Regions from separate parts of the Mus musculus genome. Here region 2 is linked to region 1. The links are chromatin loops, found by intact Hi-C in ENCODE. Cell type or tissue: left cerebral cortex. All regions are shown on one strand. Region 1 holds the start of Zcrb1 (zinc finger CCHC-type and RNA binding motif 1). Region 2 overlaps Prickle1 (prickle planar cell polarity protein 1).

The links. A loop is a pair of places that touch in the nucleus more often than their neighbours do. Peaks named below come from ENCODE experiments on the same cell type or tissue, not always from the same donor. Only the 100,000 strongest peaks of a DNase experiment are listed, where the experiment ranks them.
Region 2: it touches region 1 in a loop (2.5-fold over the local background); 2 of 42 quality-filtered maps call a loop at or near these places.

The regions. Positions count from the first base shown.
Region 1 is chr15:93,396,432-93,401,431 of GRCm38, reverse strand. Zcrb1 (zinc finger CCHC-type and RNA binding motif 1) reads left to right here and starts at 3,098. Exons shown (of 8, transcript NM_026025.3): 1 at 3,098-3,269; 2 at 4,177-4,262. The coding sequence starts at 4,179. It overlaps Pphln1 (periphilin 1), which reads right to left and starts at 3,082. Exons shown (of 9, transcript NM_175363.4): 1 at 2,971-3,082. In left cerebral cortex, a CTCF peak has its summit at 2,953; DNase peaks (open chromatin) are centred at 3,027, 3,469 and 3,989; H3K4me3 peaks cover 2,603 bases; H3K27ac peaks cover 1,259 bases.
Region 2 is chr15:93,573,825-93,578,824 of GRCm38, reverse strand. The region is part of intron 1 of Prickle1 (prickle planar cell polarity protein 1); the gene reads left to right. Among named protein-coding and RNA genes, the nearest start is that of Prickle1, 20 kb to the left of the region's middle. In left cerebral cortex, CTCF peaks have their summits at 1,664 (motif pointing left) and 2,760 (motif pointing right); DNase peaks (open chromatin) are centred at 1,948 and 2,779.

The DNA of each region.
Region 1 (5,000 bases):
TAATCCCAGCACTTGGGAGGCAGAGGCAGGCGAATTTCTGAGTTCGAGGCCAGCCTGGTCTACAGAGTGAGTTCCAGGCCAGCCAGGGCTACACAGAGAAACCCAACAACAAGCAAACAACAAACAAAACCTTCATGAAACTGTTGCCGTATTAGGACATGGAATTATTTGCAGTACCTGGAATCTGTGTTTCCAGACCACACTAACTACCACTTGGCTCCAGAATAAACACTAATCCACAATGAGGTATTTTCATGTCAACAACATGCTTAAATTGTTTCTTTTATGATCCCCAATGTATTGTACTACATACTGAGGAAGTTTGACTGTCCATTGCATGTGATAAAATTATATGAGCAGACAATGCCAGACACTTACCTGTGTTTTAATATTTATGAATCCAAACCTTCACATCGGTAGAACTTAAAATCTTATCTGATGAGCATGCTTTCCCTGCCTCACCCTCCATCTCACAGAATACAAAGAATCAAGCAGTTGCCAGTGTATATTCGTGATGAGTGACTTCCTTAATCAAGAATCGTAGAAATCCTAAGTTCAGACTTCTCTACCCTCCACAGTCTCTGGTAATTGTCTCACCTAACCTATTCCAGGCAAAAAGCATTACCTGTGTCTCAAGCCCCACACTGGCTAGCCTGGATCTCTCCAAAGTCTTCCTATTCTCTTTCAATTTCCATCCATACCCATGGCTCAGTTCACAAAGCTGTTACTCTCTAAAAACACATCACCAGACTGTCCCAACACCTAAAAGATCTAAAAGTAGTAATTAATAGGCAACGTGTGACTTTTATCTGAAAAAACACTTAAAAATCTGAAATATAAACCTTGTGTTTGGCATAATATAAACCTTTAGTCTCAACACCTGGGAGGCAGAGGCAGTTGGATCTCTGAGTTTAAGGCCAGGCCAGCCTGGTCTACAAAATGAGTTCTAGGACAGCCAGATGCTACACAGACAAAAGGCTGAGATGGGGGGGGGGGGGGGTTAGTAGTATTTGAGTGGGTATAGGACACACCTTCAATCACTTGAGAGACAGAAGCAGGCAGATCTCTGTTTAATTTGAGACAATTTACGGGGGGGGGGGGGGGGCTGTATTTGAACTATTTCTTGAATAGACTGCATGACCTAGCAACATTGAAATCACTCCACACAAACTACCCATGTGCCATTTGTTGTTCCTAAGTAGCTGATGACCTGACCGGATCCTGCCACCCACTCACTCACTACCTAAAACCTCTAAAAACGGCAAACAGCAGCAGCATTCCAAGGATAAGCAAAACAAACACTCCCACCCTCAGCGTTTAATTTAAATTCAAGATGAAAGACACAATCAGGAAGCAATTGGCTCCTGCTGGAGGGGGCTTAGAAGAACCTAACTTTGGGAACTTAGGGAAAGACTACTCAAAAATAAGAGCTGGGCTAAGCCCGAGGAAGGCCAGTAATCAGAACGTAGGAGGGCTGAGGCAAAACAAGAGAATCACCAGTTCTAGGCCCTGCTTGGGGGGATGGGGGGTAGGGGATGGGGATTATATTAATAGAAAGAGGTAGAAGGCAGGGAAATCATAGGACCAAAAGGAAAAATGAGAACAAAAACTGAAAGAAAAAAAAAATCAAGGAAATGCAATCAATTCGATACAGATGGAGCAACACCAAATCTTAAAACCCAGATGTCAGGGGAAAAAAAAAAAGTTCAATTTAAAGGCAAAAGCCACAGCTTTGTTAAAGAGTCAGAAAACGCAAGACAGTTTCAAAACAAGGCTAATAAGTGTTTGCTAAGCAGACAAAATAAGATTCCAGGAGCACAGACGATGCGCTCAGGGTGAACTAAGGAAGGAGAAGCAGTGGTACCCCCAAATCGAGAGGAAGCACGAAACAGCGCGGAGAGTTAAGGCTCAAACAATTAGAAGACCAAAGGGGCTTACATCGTGGGCGATAACCAAGCACAACCGGGATGTGAAGCCTGGGAGTTTGGGCTGGCCACAAGTTTGCCATGAGAATTAGTCCCAGTGGTCCCTTGGTGGACGCCAAGGAATTAATGCCTCTCAAAACTCAGCGGCGCCCTGGGTGGATTGCACTTCGTCCCTCCGCTTCAGTCAGGATTGATTGTGCAGGCTCCACGACAGGCTCTGGGCTCCGGGCTGCTGACACGCAGGTTCCCAGGGAGTAGTTACAGGCCTGGTCTGTACGTGCTGGTGGGTAGAAGTTAAGTTTAAACTACCGGGCAAAATAAGCATTCGGATTTCTCTGTAGAAACGACGAGCTCTTAAAGAATAATCAGTGTAGCCGGGCGGTGATGGTGCACGCCTTTAATCCCTGCACTCTGGAGGCGAGGCGGGCGGGATCTCTGAGTTCGAGGCCAGCCTGGTCTACAGAGCGAGTTCCAGGACAGCCAGGGCTACACAGAGAAACCCTGTCTCGGAAAACAAAAAAATAATCAGTGCGTACCCATTCCATATTTTCAGAAAGGAAAAAATAGTAATAAACAACGGGACGATGGAGCTGAACATCTGTCCGTGCCAGTACTCAAGAATGGGTCACTGTGTGACTCCAACTGTCCCCACGTGGGCTTTGTCTCCCCGGCCACACTGACATTCTCAACAGCAAGTGGATTATTTTGGCACTCTTTTGTCCGTCTCTCAAAGTGCCTATTACAGAGTCGGTTAGGTCCAAAAAATAAAAAATAAGATAAAAACCCAGACTTCCTGACTGACCTGGCGTCACTGAAGTTGCCTGGCTGAGAACTCCCCTTTTGCTTACTAAACTCCTGCCGAGAAGCGGAACCTGGGTCTCACTCTCCTCCACACTTCGCTTTCCTCCCGCATCCACTGAGTCCCTCTCCAGGTTCCACTAGGAGTCCAGAATAAAGCACATCTCCATCGCCGCAGGAAACGTCCGCCCGCCCGCCCGCCGGCCGCATGCGCCCCTCGCGCCTCTGCGGAGAGCCACTCGCTCACCTACGTCCCACTGCTGAGCCTCCGCCTCTGTCGCCGCCGCCTCTGTCGCCGCCGCCTCAGCCGCCGGTGAAACCCGCGAAGCCAGACGTCCGCTCGCCCTAAAGGCACTTCCGGCGCGCGCGGTGACGTCGCCCGGCGCGCCAGCCTCCGGCCCGGGGCCGTCGGGGTTTGGGGGAGTCGGAAGGAGCGCTGCACCGCGCTGCGTTCGCGGACGCCCGCGCTTTTGCGCGCCGCGGAAGGCAGCCGGAGGTGAAGCCGCCGCGGGCTCGCATCCTCTCCGCTTCGCCTCTGCGCCGAAGGTAAGCTCCCACGGCGCCGGGCCCAGGAGACGGCCGCGGCCCGGGCCTCCGCCTCGGCCTCCGCCTCGGCCTCGGCCTCGGCCTCGGCCTCGGCCTCGACCCTGACCCCAGCTCCGGCCCCAGGAACGTCCAGCCGGGGTTAGCATTTCTCAGAGTGAGAAACTGGAAACGCGACAAGCAGGTTTTGGCTAGCTAAGGCTTTTTGAATAATCCTCCTACTGGGCCAGCGGGGCGCCCTCCGGGGTGCCGGGTCCATTGTCATTCATAGGGGTTCTTAACACTTGCTGCCGACCGACGCGATCGTTTCACCTGTAATTTGCAGAGTTTTAACAGTGACGTTGATTACTAAGCACATTGATAAATATACAGGTTAATGTCCCATTCAAAGTAGGTAATCCATGTAATAGAGTGTCATTTCATGATTTGGTTGTGCACGAAATTTAAAAATCTAAAGAACTTTATCAAAATGTGAAACTACCCCAAGCTTAACAAAACCGAGTCTCTGTCGTCATGGCCTACCTATATCAGTAATCCATATATACAGACGTAGATACAGGAGTTTTTTTAAAAACAAGAACAAAAGAGGCGGGGTAGACAGGTGTCCCTTTCGGAGGTGGGCGAATCCTTGGGAAACATCTTTTCCGCTTTTACCCTAAGAAGGCGTTAAAAATAGCCTTGTGGCTTCTCCATCTCTCTAAAACCCCTCTTCAATCGCACCGCAGCCCTAAAAGGCTTAACACCCGCTGCTAGAAAAGGAATATGGTAATTCACACCCTACCCACACTGGTACTCTAATCTCTTTAAATGAATGGAGCCTGAGGAATTCTACCCTAATTAAGTCAGTGATGGTCCTTGTTTGGTTCTACTTGGAGTAAGATTCCCAATGTCTCCTTTTTTTCCGTTTTAGAAATGAGCGGTGGCTTGGCGCCAAGTAAAAGCACAGTTTATGTATCCAACTTGCCTTTCTCCCTAACAAACAATGATTTATACCGGGTAAGTTGTATGTACATCTAACTAATGGATTCTTTCTTTAGAGACAATCTGAAGCTTAAGCAAAAATACTGCTCCCTGGGAAAATTTTTAGTTGATATCTTCTGCAAATTTTAGTGGGAAATTTTTCAATTTTGTTTTAATTTCCCAAAGAGAATTTGTTGTTTGTGTGTTTTTTCGAGGCAGGGTTTCTCTGTGCCTGACTGGCCTAGAACTCACTCTGTAGAACAGGCTATCATAGAACTCAGAGATCTGCCTTCCTCTGCCGCCTGTACTTGAGTGGTGGAACACTTGCCTAGAGTAGTTATCACACACCTGTAACCCCAGCACAGGGGAAGCTGAGGTAGGAAGATCAGCTTGGACAATTTAGACCCCATCTCACGAAAGAGAAAAGAGATACTGAATTAGGCTTGGAGGTGAGATTTTAGACTGAATGATAAGAAATAACCTTATTTAAAACATACCTGGGGGCTGGAGGTGAAGTATAGTTGGTAGGATGCTTGTCTTGCGTGCACAAAACCCTGTGTTGATTCCCTAGTACCACATGAACTAAGGAATCAATGGAGAACCCGTTAGAAAGCTATAATCCCATAGGAAACTGCTGGACCTCGGAATCCAATGTTGCTAAATGTCTGGCCCACAATTTCAATATTAGACTGCATATGATGGGATCTTCTAAAAGCCTTTGGGGGAGGGTGTTATTTCTGTGTATTAAATAATTAGTCAGAATTATAAGCATAT
Region 2 (5,000 bases), 180 kb before region 1:
TGTAAAACATGTAAAGGAAATAATTGAGATTTATTTTTTATCTGCTTTCGATGTATTATTTCTTTGCAGCGCTGGGAATCAAACTCAGGGCCTTGTGCTTGCTATGCAAGGACTCTCCCACCCAGATGCCACGCCCCAGAGAGCTATCTTCAGCAGTTGTAGACATCAGTGTACTAACTAGGTAGAGATCTTTGAGGGAGGAGATCTTTTGTTTTGTTGTTTTTGAGACAGGGTCTCTCACTGTGTAACCCTGGCTGGCCTGGAACTTACTATATAGAACAATCAGGCTTCAAACTCACAGAAATCCTCCTGCCTCTGCCTCCTGAAAGCTGGGATTAAAAGCGTGCACCACCACACCCCGTGTGACCTTTTTTTGTTTGTTTTCAGTTTACAAATGTTTATGCATCTTCCTAACTTAGTTTTTAAGTGAAACCTGTTCAAGTTGTTCGCAGTTAAAACGTGTATCTTGTTCTTGGTTTACCTACCACAAAGTTGTTGCGATAGTCCGCCATGTCACATGACCAGGTCTTGCGTAGGAGGAACCGGAAAAAGAAGCTGAGGTCCTTCCTTCCGGGCTTTGCTGTGTGGCAGGACAGCCTTCAAGGCTTTGCTGTGTGGCAGGACAGCCTTCAAGGCTTTGCTGTGTGGCAGGACAGCGCTTAGCTCCCAGGCGCTCTGGGGAGGGGAATGACAGGGAATGACGGACCTCCCTCAGCACGTGAGTGTTGTGATGTCCAAGGAGGACTGAGAGCCATCAGGCTGAATGTTTTCATCAGTACCTAAGGGCTCAGGACATGTGAGATGCTGGTAGGAATCATAACACGATACAGCAAAAAGCAAATCCAAGCTCCCAGCTGGTGATGTGGATCTTGACGCGGTTGAACCCAAAGCCTTTAACCAGCGAAGTCACCTACTGCTTCCAAGGAGGCAAGTGCGAGGACTGGCTGCAGACCGGTGCCAGTGTCTGGCCAGCGTTTGGTTTCCTACGATCGAGCATAGACTCGGACAACTGTTTAACAAGTGGGTAATGGCTTCCCTTCTAGTTTCAAGGAATTTATTTTCAATCAACTATGTAATATAAGCTACACGGGCATTCTTCTTTTTCCTCCTTCTGTTGTCTTTTAGCTTTTATGTATTCTCTTAGAGGAGAAAATAACCTGTAATTTTATTCTTCAAATACCTCCTTCAGAAAATAGCTTTTATCATGCTTGGAATGCCGCTCAGTGGGAGAGTGCTTCCTGGGGTTGCTTTTTGTTTTAGCTTGAGGACCACCCCAATCTATGACACAATATGGAGGGGGCCAAAATACTTGAACTTTCTCCTCACCCTGATATTACATAGGAATGCTGCAGAAGGGGGCCACGTGTTGCTCTGCCAACCAGATGAAAGTAGAATTTGGGGGAGGGGGCGATTTGGGAGAGGGGAATCTGTGTGATAAAGTCTAGGATCCTAGAAGGTCTCATACTTGCTAAGACAACTTTTAGGGTCAAAATGAAATCCACCCAACTATTTCCTATTAAATTAAACTGCAGACGGGGGCTGGAGAGATAGCTCAGGGCTTAAGAGCACTGAGTGATCTACCAGATGTCTTGAGTTCAGTTCCCAGCAACCACATAGTGGCTCACAACCATCTGTAATGGGATCTAGTGCCCTCTTCTGGTTGTGTCTAAAGACAGCAACCATGTATCACATACATTAAATAAATTAAAAAGTAAATAAATTTTTTTAAATTAAACTTTATTATTATTGATATCGATATATAAACAGTGACAAAGTAGTCTCCTAGATTAAAAAAAAGTAATAATTTGAACACTGAATAAACGTAAAGGGCCTTTCTTGAGGATTTACATAATTATGAATAAGCCGGATGCTTTAGAAAGGCAGGAGAGCTGCACCCAGTCAGCAAATCACAGCCCACAAGCTGTGGAAGTCAGAGATGTGTCTTGTCTGCCGAGCTGCCATATGGGATTTATTTAAAACCGAGGCCAAAGCTCCTTAACTCCTTAGGACTCCTGTGAATTTTATCACGAAGTCACTTCATGACCCATTTGGAAAACAGTCATTTAAGCACGGACCCAGACAGCTTTATAACAATGCATAGTAAAACATAGGTCATGAGTGAGTTGAGAAACAGGACCAGACTACCGGCACCAGCAGGGTTAGTCAGGTAGGTGGACACAGCCACCCAGGTGTCTCCGCACCAGGCCAGTGCAACGGCTAATGAGCTCATGAACCTGAGACCAGCTTCCTATTAGCCTGGTGCCACCAGATACCACGCTGGGACATTGATTGCGATTGATTCTCAGAAGGAATGCCCTGGGACATGCGGTGCCCGTGACGCCCTCCACCTATCCCTGCTTTCAGAATCTGCTCTTCAGCTTCCAGGCATACCTGCCAGCAGACTTGGCAACTATCATATCCCTCAACTTCAACATGAAGAGCTGTGTCCCCATGATTGATCCATCTATCCCAGGGACTATGTCACCACAAAGGAGTTAATTTGTCTTGTTTGAAGGGGAGGTTTAATTGCACAGGTCGGTTTAAAAAAAATGTTAAATGCCTGCTTTTGATTTTTCGTCTGTGTCTTGCTTTTTCTCCAAGACCTCAGAACAGTGCAATCAATTTCCTTAATCAGCACAGCTGGGCCATAAGTGTGCTAGAGACTGTGATCTAAAACCTGAGTTAATGAATCCAGTGACAAATAGACTGTCCTTAACGTGACTGCTTTGCAAAACTCCTCCCTCAGCCAACAGGAGGAAAATAAGCACTAGGGGGCACTGTTGAGCTAGAAACGACCTCTTCCGAACCAAGCACACCCAGAAGTGCTGGCTTTTTACCAAGGAACTTGGCTTCATTTAAAACTGCAAACCTAGGCGCACTAAGAGGTTTGGAAATTTTGTTGTTAGAGTTAAAGATGATCCCTAATTAACACTCTTATGTTGTCTCTTGCTGAACTCACTTTGTACCTGAACTGTTTTAATGTCTCATATAATGTTGCTTTTGAAAAGGGCTAGCAGACAGCTCTTCTAGACATTAAAAGCTAAGACAAAATGGTGGAAAAAGTATGCACCGCCTAAGAAGCAAAAGTACAGAGAGAAAGTAGTATGAAAAAATACACAGGGTACATTCAAGTGAAAGGAGACGGTCCGAAAGGTTCTTTTGGGGGGAAATATGAATATGAATATATATGAAAATGTGAATATGTACTATTGGGTTTTTTTCCTTTCTTGTTTTATTTACTGCTAAAATAATATACTGGGGGTAGGGATGCTAGACATATAATTACACTCTTGGGAGTTTGGAGTGAGGAGTTTAATGTCATCCTAAGCTACATAGCAAGCTTTAAGATAGCCTGGGCTACACAAAACAAAAAACATGGCTCGGGAGATAGTTCATTTGGTAAAATATAGGCACGAGGACCGGATTTGCCCCCCTCCCCAAACCCATGCTTTAAAAAACTTGAGTTGGTGACAAAAACTTGTAGTTTTTCCCTAGGTGGGGATGTGGAGACAGGCAGAATCTCTGGGACTCAAGGACTAGCCAGGCTAGTCTACCTGGAAAACTCCCAGCTAGTGAAGGACACTGTCAGAAAACAAGAGGGCTGGTCCCTGAGGCAGAACACTCAGGCCTTTGCAGTGTGCGCGTACACAAACATACACAAGCACACACACACAAGCATATTCTCTCTCTCACACACACACATGTACACCACACGCACACACACATACATGTGCTTGCACACGGATGCATACAGACACATACACAACCACATACATATACTCATACTTGCACACAGATGCATATACACACACTGGCGCACAGATGCATACACACATGCACACACACTCACAAACAGACTCACACACACTCACACTTTCTCACACATACGTGCACCATATGTATACACACACGCACACATGCATATACACACAAAGACATTCGCACACACATGCATAGATACACACACACATAGATGACACACGCACACCCACACACACACACATGCTGCTTATCTTTCCTGGCCCACACAGAGGCCTGAAGAGGAGCAGTTGTTTCCCATGATCCCTCCTTACTGCCCCATCCCCAAACTACGCACTCTAGAGAAGCATTTAGCTCAGTCTCTGCGGTCGTGTGACCCCTGCCCCAGACCTTGCCTTCCCTACAGCCACACCCTTGTATTGCTCCAAGGTGGGATTAACTAGCTTAAAGAAGGTCTGTGCTTCAAGGTCCAGGCTCAGGGCTCTCTCCATGAGAAGTGTTCCACAGGAGGAAGTATAATATAATAACATACAGCCAGGCAGTGGTGGCGCACACCTTTAATCCCAGCACTTGGGCAGCAGAGGCAGGCGGATTTCTGAGTTCGAGGCCAGCCTGATCTACGGAGTGTGTTCCAGGACAGCCAGGGCTATACAGAGAAACCCTGTCTCGAAAAACAAAACAAAACAAAACAAAATAATAATAATAATAGTAATAATAACATACAATGTTTGTATTGCTGTCTGACTGTGTTGACTTGGTGTTTGTGAATAAAGATTGATTAATTAGTTTTTGAGACAGGGTTTCTCAGTGTGATCCTGGTTGTCCTGGAACTCACTCTGTAGACCAGGCTGGCCTCCAACTCAGAAATCTTCCTGCCTCTGCCTCCTGAGTGCTGGGATTCGAGGCATGCAGTACCACCACCATCACCATCACCGCGCCGCCACCTCCACCACCACCACCCCAGGGTGGTGAATAATGGTTTTAAATGTAGTTAACTCTTTTATAGTCTTTGTGTGCTTCCAGTTGTCTATTGTTAGTGTCCTCGCCCAATTACGAATATAAGTTAATCATGCAAATTAAATGTAAGTTAATCCTATGTGTGATAATTGAATTATTGCTGTCTGTTACTGGCACAGTTGAACCCTGCACACCGTTACACAATAGTAAATGTGTCCTTTTCATTTTGTTTATGTTCCACTAGAAACTTTGGGATACAAATAATTGAGACACCCTCCCGCTGT